Linked DNA regions of Homo sapiens: all the other regions are linked to region 1. A link is a contact called in ENCODE Hi-C or POLR2A ChIA-PET data. All regions are on one chromosome and are shown on one strand. Each heading gives the region's core, a stretch centred on a gene start or an enhancer-like site at or near the end of the contact. The rest is flanking DNA. Distances are from core to core; before and after follow the strand shown.

What was found. Hi-C counts contacts between places; a loop is a spot of excess contacts on that map. ChIA-PET counts read pairs that join two places held with the same protein, here RNA polymerase II (POLR2A).
Region 2: a map of posterior vena cava shows a loop between it and region 1 (14-fold over the local background). The contact joins two enhancer-like sites. A Hi-C loop is called at or near these places in 1 of 168 maps with a recorded cell type or tissue (posterior vena cava). POLR2A ChIA-PET finds 5 or more read pairs at or near these places in 1 of 52 experiments (RWPE1).
Region 3: POLR2A ChIA-PET joins it to region 1 with 10 read pairs in naive thymus-derived CD4-positive, alpha-beta T cell. The contact joins two enhancer-like sites. POLR2A ChIA-PET finds 5 or more read pairs at or near these places in 2 of 52 experiments (RWPE1 and naive thymus-derived CD4-positive, alpha-beta T cell).

Annotation. Positions count from the first base shown.
Region 1 is chr20:51,907,808-51,912,042 of GRCh38, forward strand. No RefSeq gene overlaps it. Among named protein-coding and RNA genes, the nearest start is that of LINC01429, 47 kb to the left of the region's middle. Within about 2 kb of position 2,589, at least 5 of the 41 ENCODE cell types and tissues checked have a DNase peak (open chromatin) inside an H3K27ac peak, as active enhancers do.
Region 2 is chr20:50,677,941-50,682,519 of GRCh38, forward strand. All of the region lies in intron 1 of RIPOR3 (RIPOR family member 3), which reads right to left. Among named protein-coding and RNA genes, the nearest start is that of RIPOR3, 11 kb to the right of the region's middle. Within about 2 kb of position 2,656, at least 10 of the 41 ENCODE cell types and tissues checked have a DNase peak (open chromatin) inside an H3K27ac peak, as active enhancers do.
Region 3 is chr20:50,658,028-50,662,692 of GRCh38, forward strand. All of the region lies in intron 1 of RIPOR3 (RIPOR family member 3), which reads right to left. It overlaps RIPOR3-AS1 (RIPOR3 antisense RNA 1), which reads left to right. Exons shown (of 3, transcript NR_111906.1): 3 at 1,839-2,264. Among named protein-coding and RNA genes, the nearest start is that of RIPOR3-AS1, 15 kb to the left of the region's middle. Within about 2 kb of position 3,407, at least 20 of the 41 ENCODE cell types and tissues checked have a DNase peak (open chromatin) inside an H3K27ac peak, as active enhancers do.

The sequences.
Region 1 (4,235 bases), core at 1,339-3,838:
CAGTGAGACCCTGTCTCTACAAAAAAAATAGAAAAATTATCCAGGCGTGGTGGCGTGTGCCTGTGGTCCCTGATACTCCAGAGGTTGTGGTAGGAGGATGGCTTCAACCCAGGAATTTGAGGCTGCAGTGAGCTACAACTGTGCTACTGCACTCCAGCTTGGGTGACAGAGTGAGACCCAATCTCAAAAAAAAAAAAAAAAAAAAAAAAAAGTCCTACTGTTATAGAGTTTATAATCTAGCAAGTGCAGAAAAACAGGGATATTAAAAGATTATGAAATAATTTTAAAAATCAGTTACCAACGCATAACACTGTGAATGTATTTAATGCCAGTAAACTGTACACTTTAAAATGGTTGAAATGCTAAAATTTATGTTATATATATTTTAATATGATAAAAACCCAATTTCCAAACATATATTAAAAATGATGCCATGCCCGGGTACAGTGGCTTACACCTGTAATCCCAGCACTTTGGGAGGCTGAGGCAGGTGGATCGCCTGAGGTCAGGAGTTCGAGACCAGCCTGATCAACATGGAGAAATTTTGTCTCTACTAAAAATACAAAAATTAGCTGGGTGTGGTGGTGCATGTCTGTAATCCCAGCTACACAGGAGGCTGAGGCAGGAGAATTGCTTGAACCCGGGAGGCGGAGGTTGCAGCCGTTGTACTTCAGATTGGGAAATCGTGCCATTGCACTCCAGACTGGGCAACAAGAGTGAAACTCAGACTCAAAAAAAAAAAAAAGATGCCATTTTTGTAAAAGACATGCACATGTCTTTCTTATGCATAGGAAATTGGAAGGATGGATAGCTACTTTTATACATAGGAAATTGGATAGAAAGATAATACTGGTGGCTGGGCGCAGTGGCTCATGCCTGTAATCCCAGCACTTTGGGAGGCCAAGGCAGGCAGATCATGAGGTCAGGAGATCCAGACCATCCTGGCTAACATGGTGAAACCCTGTCTCTACTAAAAAAATACAAAAAAATTAGCCAGGCGTGGTGGCGGGCGCCTGTGGTCCCAGCTACTCGGGAGGCTGAGGCAGCAGAATGCATGAACCCGGGAGGTGGAGCTTGCAGTGAGCCGAGATCGCGCCACTGCACTCCAGCCTGGGCGACAGAGCGAGACTCCGTCTCAAAAAAAAAAAAAGAAAAAGAAAAAAGAAAAGAAAGATAATACTTGTCATTTTTGGATAAGATTCTGACTGATTTTTTTTTTTTTTTTTTTTTTGAGACAGAATTTTGTTCTTGTTGCCCAGGCTCCAGTGCAATGGCGCAGTCTGGGCTCACTACAATCTCTGCCTCCCGGGTTCAAGTGATTCTCCTGCCTCAGCCTCCCAAGTAGCTGGGATTACAGGAATGTGCCACCATGCCCAGCTAATTTTTTGTATTTTTAGTAGTCATGGGGTTTCACTATGTTGGCCAGGCTGGTCTCGAACTCCTGACCTCGGGCCATCCACCCGACTCAGCATCCCAAAGTGCTGGGATTACAGGCGTGAGCCATCATTGAGTGATTTTTATTGTTTACTTACCTTGTCCAACATCTTATAGAATACATACGTATTAATTTACAATAAGGTTTTATTTAAGAGACTTTTTTTTTTTTTTGGAGACAGAGTTTCACTCTGTTGCCCAGGTTGGAGTGCAGTAGTGCAATTCTCGGCTCACTGCAACCTCTGCCTCCCAGGTTCAAGTGATTCTTGTGCCTCAACCTCCCGAGTAGCTGGGATTACAGGCATGCACCACCACACCCAGTTAATTTTTGTATTTTTAGTAGAGACGGGGTTTTGCCATGTTGGCCAGGCTTGTCTCGAACTCCTGGCCTCAAGCAATCCACCTGCCTTGGCTTCCCAAAGTGCTGGGATTACAGGCATGAGCCACTGTGCCCGGCCGACGTTTCTGTGATTTTTTATTGAATGGCCAAAAAAAGGAGGGAAGGAGGGAGGGGTATCCTGGGGAGGTCAACGGAAATAAAACCAAAATAAGATTTGAAAAAAGGAAACCACTAAAAATGCAATGTGGCATCTTAGATCCTAGAACAGGAACAAGACATTAGTGGAAAAATCAGTAAAATCCAAATAAAGTCTAGAGGTCAGTTAACGGTATTTTACTAATGTTCATTTCTCAGTTACCGTGGTATGTAAGATGTCAAAATCTGGGGAAATTGAGTAGAGAGTATGTGTGAACTCTTAATACAATGTCTTTGTAACTTTTTGGTGAAATTAAAATTACTCCAAAACAAGAAATGTATTTTAAAAATTTAAGTTTAGAGGTTGGAATCATCTTTTTCCTCTTCAGTTTATATTACTGTCATTAACAATAGCCACCAATGACTAATGGCTAACTTTGGAATTTCCACAAATAGCAGGAGAAAACCATTTGGGGTAGGCAACTATTGAAAAGTTACATTTAGATAGTCCCAAAACAAAAGAGAGAGATTTGCAAATTCAGAGGTGATTTTCTGTTTTCTTTTTTTTCTTAGCGTTCTATAAAAGTTCAGTGACGACTTTTAGAAATTCTCCTTTGGATATCCTTAGCTTCCAGGGCCGGAACCAGCACCCTCTAGCCTTCTATGACTCAATCCATGCATATAGATTAGGGGCCAGATACTCTACTTGCATTTCCAGAAATATGAGGGGGGAGTACTTCCCAAGGAGAGGATGTAGTCTCTTTGAAATTTGACCCTTTAAAAGTTGGGCTGCTGGACATTAATAAGGAAGAATTGAAAGTGCAGATCAATAAGACTTGCTGAAAATAAAACACACATTAGCATAGAGTGTTCTCCCTATAACCAAGATTAATGCCTTTTTAAACCAAACCAGAGCACAAAGGTATATCTTTGAGGCTAATTGCCGCTAGCAGATTGCAGAGAGAAAGAAAGACAGGCTTGGGGGCAGGGGCTGGTGGACAAAACCCAATTGCAGAACTCCTAAGAGCAGGAGTGAAATGAAATAACCCCTTGAGTTATGCAGAGAATTTAACCAGCGCTGGGCTCGGTTTTATTGGGCATGCATTTGAAATTTAAATACGTTCTGGGGACAATGCCTTTTTACAGCATAGCCAGGAGCTTGCCAAATAGGAGCACAGCAAGTTTATTAACAAGAGGACATGATCAAACATAAAATAGCAGGCTAAGGACTCCTTTTCTTGTACAGCCACGCTGAAAAGACTTCTGTGGAATTCCAATCCTGCTCTCGACACACCCCTTGTCTAGGACTGTATTTACTCAAACAGCCACCCTCATTTCCTTTTAAAATTTATTTGTCATTAGCCATTACTCACTGCAAAGCTACTTTTTGAGATTTTAATATCCCTTTTAATAAGGCACTATTCTTTGAAAACTACAATACCAACATTTTTGTTGGTACAGTGTTTTTTGGTATTTGAAAAACTATGAAATCAGAAGAACTTATGGCTTGAGATAGTCCCAGATGCATAAATACCCTAAATCAAATGGGCACTTGTTTAGAATGCTTTCTAAGGATGTTCCTCACCCATCTAAAACCCTTCCAACATATCGCATCATGGTTAAGCAGGTAGAATCTAGAATATGATTGTCTGGGTCTAAACCCAGGCCTCCTCCACCTTGGCCTTGGGCAAGTTCCTTAACATTTCTGTACCTGATGTCCTCATTTCTAAAATGGGGCTAATAATAGTCCCCACCTCATAGGGTTGTTTTAAGGGTATACATGTGTGTATACATACGCGTGTACACATGTTGCATATGTATATATTGCACATGTAATTGTGTGTGTGTGTTTATATATAGATATGTGTGTGTGTGTATTTATATATAGATGTGTGGGTGTGTGTATATTGTACTTCCAGGAGAATTCTCAATAAATGGGAGCTGTGGTTGTTTTAGCTTTTTATTGTATTATGGCTGTGAGGCAGAGCTTGTGTTCCTGTGTTTTTTCCCCAGGGGTGGTTTGGCCATGGAAATGAACGGGGTGGCAGGTGATGCTGGGGAGACCAAGGAAAGCAGGAAGAGTGAGGTTGGGAGCAAGAGAAAAGAAGGACGGGAGGTCCAGTCTCAGCTCCTTGCCCTTCTCCTGCCATCTCACTAGCCTCTTACCCCAGGCTTAGTCTCTCAGCTCTTCCCTTCGTTTTCTCCTGAGTTGATCCATTTTCTTAAAGTCTGACTGTCTTTCCTAACAATGTATTAGAAAATAAATAATAAGGCCAGGTGCAGTGTCTCATGCCTATAATCCCAGCGCTTGGGAGGCCGAGGCGGG
Region 2 (4,579 bases), core at 1,406-3,905, 1.2 Mb before region 1:
ATTATAGGCATGAGCCACCGCGCCTGGCCTTATTATTCGTCTTCTTAGTCTGCTTTCAGATGAGGACACGGAGCCACAGGAGTTACAAGGGTGGAGGTGCTGGGAAGTCAGGACCAAAATCAGCCTCCTGACTCCCCATCTCATTTTCTCAATCATCATGGGTTTTGCCCCCCAAGAAGAGAACCAGCCACCATGGGTGCTAAACCGGTGGCTGATATAGCAAAGTGTGTTGGAGCAGAGATCCCAGCGGGCTTCCTAGAGGAAGATCACAAAAAATGGGCAGAGCCCACAAGGCACAGTACAGGTTTCCTCTCTCCAGTCCACATAAGGGCATTCACCAGGAACCTGGGGGCTGGGTGGCCTTGGCCCAACCCTCTGAAACTCACCCTGTGGCTCCTCACTCACCAGATGGACACAGCAGGAATCTGTCCCACCTGGCTCAGGGAGGGCCTACCCCCACCTCCCACCCCACCCCACAGGCCTGTTTGCATGCCAGGCCAGAGTTGGCCACATGCCCACATATCTCTCCTCGTTCTGCAGGCTCCGGGAAGGAAAGTCCAAGGCCAAGGTTATCATGGGGTTCACATACCTTAAGGGGTGGGTGGAGGGGTTGGCTCACAAGCTACAGGTTATTCAATGCAGTGCTATTCGTGATCACAAAAGATCGGAACTGATCTCACGTCCATCATCAGGGGACTGGACTAAGATATTTTGGCACAACCACATACGACTCAAGTGTCAAGGGAGGAAGAGTGGGGGAGTCTTGAATAAATAACAAAAGCTGGCGTTGACACAGGACTTTGCACATGGTGGAGGCTCCTTGCAAGTGCTTTGCATGTTATTAACTCATTCAATCCTTACATCACCCCAGGAGGAGGAACCATTATTATCTGTTTAAAATGCCTGTAATCCCAGCACTTTGGGAGGCCCAGGTGGGAGGATCACTTGAGTTCAGGAGTTCAAGACCAGCCTGGGCAACAAAGTGAGACTTCATCTCTACAAAAAATTCAAAAAATTAGCCAAGCCTGGTGATCCACACCTGTAGTACTAGCTATTCAGGAAGCCAAGGTGGGAGGATTGCTTGAGCCCAGGAATTCGAGGCTGCAGTGAGCCAGGATTGCACCACTACACTCCAGCCTGGGTGACAAAGCAAGATCCTGTCTCAAAAAAAAAAAAAAAAAAAAAAAAAAAAAAAATATATATATATATACACACACACACACACAGAGAGAGAGAGATACACATATAATATTTTAAAATATATATACCTCAAAAAATATATATATAATATTTAAAAATATATAAAATGAGGGTGCCACTTGGTTGAGTTTATGGTTAAAAAAAAGAATAAAATTTAAAAAAGAGGCACCAAGAAGTGAAGTTTCTTGCCCCAGGTTCATGGCCAACAAACAGTGGACTGGGCCGGGCACGGTGGCTCACACCTGTAATCCCAGCAATTTGGGAGGCTGAGGTGGGAGGATCGCTTGAGTTCAGGAGTTCGAGACCAGCCTGGGCAACATGGCAAGATCCCATCTCCACTGGTGCAGTGGCTCACGCCTGTAATCCCAGCACTTTGGGAGGCTGAGGTGGGCAGATCACAAGGTCAGGAGATCGAGACCATTCTGGCAAACATGGTGAAACCCTGTCTCTACTAAAAATACAAAAAAAAAAAAAAAAAATTAGCCGGGCGTGGTGGCGCTCACCTGTAGTCCTAGCTACTCGGGAGGCTGAGGCAGGAGAATCACTTGAACCTGGGAGGCAGAGGTTGCAGTGAGCCGAGATCGCGCCACTGCACTCGGGCCTGGGCAATAGAGTGAGACTCTGTCTCAAAAAAAAAAAAACCGTCTCTACTAAAAAACTGCAAAAATTAGCCAGGCATGGCGGCATACACCTGTAGTCCCAGCTACCCAGGAGGCTGAAGTGGGAGGATCACCCGAGCTCAGGAGGTTGAGGCTGCAGTGAGCCAAGATCACACCACTGCGCTCCAGCCTGGCAACCAGAGTAAGATCCTGTCTCAAAACAAACAGACAAACAAACAGTAGACCTGGAATTTGGTGCAAGCAGCAGGGCCAGATCCATGCTTGGTCCTCTCCTCCCAGCATCTCTGTTTTGTCCTGGGTCCCTCTGCCAGGAGCTCCCTGGAACCCGGGAAGGAAGAGAAGCATGCAGACAAGCGTCAGCACCCCCACCCTCCGCTGGCCTTGGGGAGCAGGTGTCATTAGACGAGGCTCAACTGAAGCCTGCATCTGAAACAGATTCTCATAACTCAGGCGCTGTGGTAGCCAACTTCTCTCTACAGTCAATTACGGCCAGCGGGGCCCACTGATTATTTTTATAGCCTTTCCTGGAGTCATGACAAGGAAAACTAAATGATCCACAGGACCCCTTTCATCACTAACAGCCGGGTTTCACGGTTGGGGGTGGAGGAAGGAAAGAAAAATCACTTTTTTCCCCACTTTGAGTTAATCAACAGAACTCAAGTCTGGGCAGCCAATATGTTGGTGTTGAGAAAAGCTGTTCTCAAGCAGAACTAATTGGCAACAGAAATGGAATTTTCTTCCCCACCTCCCTAAAAAACATAAACATGCTTTATCCCAGAGAATTACCCTTCAGAATAGGTATTGCAGACGTGTCGTGTGCAGCCGCCTGTGCGAGGCTGGTAATCTCACGCCGACCTGGCCAAAGGCTGCCTGTGCTGGTTACAGCTCAACCAGAGCAGCCTCTTACGCAATACAATGGTCATGAAGGTCAGTGGCCCAAACCAGCCCAGCCAGACCAGAGTGGACACTTGCTTTCCTGATGCCCAGCACCTATCTCCTGCTCCTACGAACAGCCTTTGGCTTTTGTTGGGTCGGGGGGTGGGAGGGCACCCTGATTTGCAGGTACAAGTGTGAGTGGCATTGATACCCCCTCAACTCCAGAGATGAGCTCTGACAGGCGTAAGCCAAAGAACATATTCCGGGGAAATTTCAAGAAGGGGCATATGACCTAACAAGAAACAATAGCTGGCACAGTGGCTCACACCTTAATCCCAGGACTTTGGGGGGCTAAGGCGGGTGAATCTATTTCAGCTCAGGAGTTTGAGACCAGCCTGATCAACAAAGTGAGACCCCAGTCTCTGCAAAAAATAAAAACTGGCTGGGCGTGGTGGTGCATGCCTGTAGTCCCAGCTACTTGGGAGGCTGAGATGGGAGGATCTGCTTGAGCCCAGGAGGTGGAGGCTGCAGTGAGCCAAGATTGCACCACTGCACTCCAGCCTGGGCGACAAAGCCAAACTCTGTCTCAAAAAAAAAAAAAAAAAAGAAAAGAAAAGAAAAGAAACAATAAGGCACTAGAAAAAAAAAAACATATAATGAGGCTTCTGGAAAAGATAGCTCTTTTTATTTTAGAGAAATTGAGGTTCAAAGACGTGATGTAACTGCTCAGAGGTATACAGTGAGGTGGTAGGGGATCCAGGGTTTGAACCCAAGTCTGTAGGACTGAGGAGTTTGCAACCCTTCACTGCAGGCGCTACTGAAAGGCAGCATAAACCTTGGACGAAGCCAGAAGAGCTGGATTCAAACCCAGTTCTGCCATTTACTCCCTGTGTAATTTCAGGCAAGTCACTTAACCTCTCTGTTCCTCAGTTTCCATATCTGTAAAGTGGGGCTTCTAAGGGCACCTCCATTTGCAGGATCTGAGAGGTAAATAATTAACAGCAATATCTGTAAAGTGCATGCAACAGTGCCTGTCACGGACCAAGGATTCGCCCCTTCCTCACCACACCGTTCCCCACACGCGTTGAGAACCAGACCAAATAAAAGGAGGTGGAGGGGAGGAAGGAAAAGTTGATGTTATCAGATCTGTAATCCCTACGCCATGTGTTCCTTTCTGTAGCACAGCTGCCAGGCTTGCCTCTCCTGCAGGAGAAGCTGTGCCACAAAGATGTGGGACGTCACAAACACGCAGCCCATTCAAGGCTTTTGGACATTCCAGCCCCGTCCTTGATGTCAGTCAAGATCTAGGGCAAATTCCACCCATTCAGGTGGCAAAAAGTAAGATGTTTGACAAATGCCATGTGTAGAGGGTGGCTTGTGAATTGGTACAACCATTAGAAGATAATTCAGCATACGATTTCATATTCCAGCAATTCTACTTCCAGGTACAAACTTGAGACACACTCCTGTATGTGTGCAATAGGACAGTACAAGAACCCTCAAAGCAGAACCGTGTATGTAGCAAACAAAACTGACAAATGGAAACAACCCACATGGTCATAGACAGGAAAAATAAATGCTGGTATGCCATGGAATAGTACACAGCAGAGAAAAGTGAATGAACAAGTGATAAGCAATTATATCAACGAATTTTAGCAATAAAATGATTTATAAAAATGTAAGTGCAGGGGCTGGGCACCATGGCTCACACCTGTAATCCCAGCCCTTTGGGATGCTAAGGCAGGCTGATTGCTTGAGGCCAGGAGTTTGAGGCCAGCCTGGGCAATATGCAACATGGCAAAGCCCCGTCTCTACAAAAACGTAGCCAAGTGTGGTGGTGCACGCCTGTAGTCCCAGCTACCAGGGAGGCTGAGGTGGGAGGA
Region 3 (4,665 bases), core at 2,157-4,656, 1.2 Mb before region 1:
GTACTGGGATTACAGGTGTGAGACACCATACCCAGCCTCCATAAAATGTTTTAATCAAACTTCTGGGTATGTACCCAAAAGAAGCGAAAGCAGGGACTCTAACAAATATTTGTACATCTATATTCATAGCCACATTATTCATCATAGCAAAAAGGTGCAAGAGACCCAAATGTCCATTGACAGATGAATGGATAAACAAAATGTGGTGTGTATATATGCAATGAGATATTATTCAGCCTTAAAAAGGAAGAAAATGTTGACCCATACGACAACATGGATGAACCATGAAGACATTATGATAAGAAAATATGCCCATCACACAAGGACAAGTGATGTATGATCCTTTTATATGAGGTTCCTAGAATACTCAAATTCAGAGACAGAAATCAGAATGGTTGGACTGAGCGAGGTGGCTCACACCTGTAATCCCAGCACTTTGGGAGACCACGGTGGGAGGATCGCTCGAGCCCAGGAGTTTGAGACCAGCCTGGACAACAGAGTGAGATCCTATCTCTACAAAATAAAACTTTTTAAAAATTAGCCAGGTGTGGTGGTATATGCCTACTACTCAGGAGGCTGAGGTGGGAGGATTGATTAGACTCAAGAGATCAAGGTTACAGTGAGCTGTAATTGCCCCACTGCACTGCAGCCTGGGAAACAGAGCGAGATTCTGTCTCAAAAAAAAAAAATTATAATCAATCTTTACATGTTATTTTATAAGATGTTATTATTACCCTCCAGCCTTCTTTAAAAGATGATGAAACTAAGGCTCAGAGAGATGAAACACGTTCCTAGAGTCACATAGCTTATAAATGGTGAAGACAGGTTTAGATGCCAGGTCTTACTCTCCAAGGCTACGTTATCCTGCAAATTCTGGTGGACCTGGGAGGTAAAGGGGAAATACAATCAAGCTCTAGGTGGCAGATGGAGTTAGCAAGTACCCAGTGCCAAACGGAACTGTTGGCCCTGAGAGCTCAGAGTTCAGTTCTAAATTTATTCTCTCTGACCTTATTGTGGATTCTAAATTTGGCCAAACAAGTTCTTCCAGACCGATTAGTGACGTGGATACATTGTTTTGAAGATAAAACCCTTTTCCTGGTATGAAAGAAAAAAAATAATAATGCAGCATTTGCTTGCAGAAGCCACCCTGCCGCTGGTTAACAGCCATCTGAAAATGATTCTGGGTTTTCCACCTGATGGTGGACACATGTGCTTGTTGGCCGATTTCTTGGGGACAGTGATTAAAACCATTTCCTGAACCGAAGTCTGAATTTCTCCTCCTGAATGAACCAGAAACAAAACATCAGGAAATATCCAGGCATGAAAATTCTAACCAGGGCCGGGTGCGGTGGCTCACAACTGTAATCCCAGCACTTTGGGAGGCTGAAGGGGGTGGATCACCTGAGGTCAGGAGTTTGAGACCAGACTGGTTAACATGACAAAACCCCATCTCTACTAAAAATACAAAAATTAGCCAGGCGTGGTGGCAGGCACCTGTAATCCCAGCTACTCGGGAGGCTGAGGCGGAAGAATCACTTGAACCCTGGAAGCAGAGGTTGCAGTGAGCCGAGATCACACCATTGCACTCCAGCCTAGGTGACAAGAGCGAAACTCCGTCTCAAAAAAAAAAAAAAAAAAAAATTCTAACCAGAACCAAACTTAAAATTCTCCCAAAATTACAAATTAAGACCAAAATAGGCCTCTTTGGGTGGTTTCCAGGCCAGGGAGGAGTTATGGGGTCCTCGGATAATCACCAGCTGAGTCCTGACTTCTCTGGGAAGGTATTGGGGTGACTGACCTGTTTGTGACCCCTTCTCAGACACCCTATCTCCAATCAGGTGGAGGAGGCACGTGACCCACATGGTCTGGCCACTGATGACTGAACAAGCTATGGACACCGGACCCCGGAGAGACCATTCACTCACTGGCCACGAACATGAGTTCAGATACATGCCCCAAAAGGATGAGCCTGGGTACTGGATTCCCTCCCTCAGAAACGTGAATCAAGAGACACAGGATGTTCCTGTTGGTCCAGATACTTGAGCTAAAAGGTGATGGATACCTGGATGTGGGGTGGTCATTCTGGGGAGTACGTCCATATAGAAAGAGGAGCAGGTGCTGTGGGATTCTGGATCCCAGTGATAGAGCTAAGTGGCTGGATCAAGCTTCACCTGAAACCCACTCTACTTGTCTTAGTCCATTTTGTGTTGCTATAAAAGAATACCTGCAACTGGGTAATGTATAAAGAAAAGAGACTTATTTCATTTTATAGCTCTGCAGTCTGAGACATTTAAAGGGATGGCCTTGACTTCTGGCAAGGGCTTGCACGTTGCATCACCACACGCAGGAAAAGGGAAAACAGAAGGGAGACTGCAAAAAAGGGGAAAACCTGAAGGTCATCATAGCTTTATAATAACCCACTCTCACAGCAATGAGTTAGATGGAGAACCAATTCAGTCTCACGAGAGTGACAGCAAGAACTCACTCACTGGTGAGAGGGTAGCACTTCCAAGCCATTCATGAGGGATTCACCTCCATAGCCCAACACCTCCCACTAGGCCCCGCCTCCCAACACTGCCACAGTGGAGATCAAATTGCAACATGAGTTTTGGTGGAGACAAACACCCCCTATCCAAATCACAGCACTACCCCCGAACTTTCCATTACACGAACCAAAGAATCTTCCTTTAAATTAGTGTCATTGGGTTTTCTGGGATTTACCTTTTTTTTTTTTTTTTTTTTTTTGAGACAGGGTCTTGCTCTGTCACCCAGGCTAGAGTGTAGTGGCACAAACACAGCTCACTGTAGGCTCGACCTCCTGGGCTCAAGGGATCCTCCCACCTCAGCACCCCCCACCTATGCCCTCAAAGTAGCTGGAACTACAGGAACCACCACACCTGGCTAATTAAAAAAAAAAAATTTTGTAGAGGCCGGGTGCGGTGTCTCATGCCTGTAATCCCAGCACTTTGGGAGGCCGAGGTGAGTGGATCACCTGAGGTCAGGAGTACAAGACCAACCTGACCAACATGGTGAAAACCTGTCTCTATTAAAAATACAAAAATTAGCTGGGCGTGGTGGCACATGCCTGTAATCCCAGCTACTCGGGAGGCTGAGGCAGGAGAATCGCTTGAACGCGGGAGGCGGAGGTTGCAGTGAGCCAAAATCACGCCACTGCACTCCAGCCTGGGCAACAGAACGAGACTGTCTTAAAAAATAAAAAAAAAAATTGTAGGGACACAGTTTCACTATGTTGCCCAGGCCAGTCTTCAACTCCTGGGCTTAAGCAATCCTCCTGTCTTTACCTCCCAAAGTGCTGGGATTACAGGCATGAGCCACCACACCCAGCCTAACATGTTTTTAATAACCAAAAGAAAATAAACATCTCCATAGCCTTGTGACACATCCTTTTTTAACCTGAAATTGGTAGAGTAGGTTTCTGATTCATAGAACCCAAACAAACATTCCTCCCTAAAGCAGGCAGAGGCTCTTTGGGAGAGTTTACTTTCAAAACAGTGTCCCTGCAAGTCCCAAGTGACAAGTTCCCCTTTCCTGGTCTGAAGCATTCTGAGGAGAGGCAAAGAGGTTAAGGCTTAGCTGCAGGAACACGCTGTCCCCACGACAACCCCTTCTCAGCCTCGGAACTGCTGTTATCAGAGTTGTGTTGTCTCTTGAAGGTCCGGACAAAGGGTGAAGCCAGGACTCCTGAGTCTAAAGGGCAGGTCGGGGCCTGGGAGAGAAGGGGAAGCTGGCCTGGGGCAGAGATATGTTTTCCATTTCCCCTGGGGTCCCGCGCAGGACAGCTGCTGTCCATAGCCAGTTCAGCCAACCGTGGGAGGAATCACATTCACTCGACAGGCAGGCAGTGGCGGCACTGGGATTTGAACATGGGGCTGATGGGCTCCAGGCGTGGCACCTGTGCCACTACAGTGCGGGGAAGCTCTGACTGCTGCAGCCTCCGTTGTCGCCACATCTGCCCTCGAATTTCCCTTCCAGCTGGTTCTGCAATCAGCAGCCCCTCCAGACATCCCTGGGAGGCTCCAAGGAGCTGACTCCTGATGAGGAAAAGGATCAGCCGCAGACTCACTCCTCCTCCAGCCACTTCCAGACCCACGGGAGGCGTGGGTGTGACCCAGACTACCTGGGAGCATCTGCTTTTGTCTTTATCCAGGGCAGGACCCTCTGAAGGAGGAGCCCTCAGAGAAGAAGGGAAAAGCCAAAAGGAATTAAAAGCCAATTTCCAAATGGAAATAAATAAGCAGTCATAATTGGCCACATTGGTGAAATTGGGCACTAAGGGCCAGGCAATGGGCTGTGGGATAATGTCACTTGAGGCTTACGGCCACGCTCAGAGGAAGGTGCTGAGGTCCAGGGAGGTTCAGGCAGGTGACATGACTCACCCAGAGCCACTGGCTGGAGAGTGGCAGGGCTAGCTTGGAGCCCAGGTGGTGGACTTCATAGGTGCAGCCGTGACTGCTGTCATCCCTCCCATGGGGAGTTGTTGCAGAGAGTGAGACACAGCGCCCTAAGCTATTTCTCCATCTGGTGTGCCTGGATGCCTCTGCCCACCCAGGACCCTCCTCTCGGGTGGCCCACCACTGCCCTTCCATCACAGTTCATACCTTCTCTCGTGGACCCACAGGGGTGTCCACTGGACCAGGACCCCAG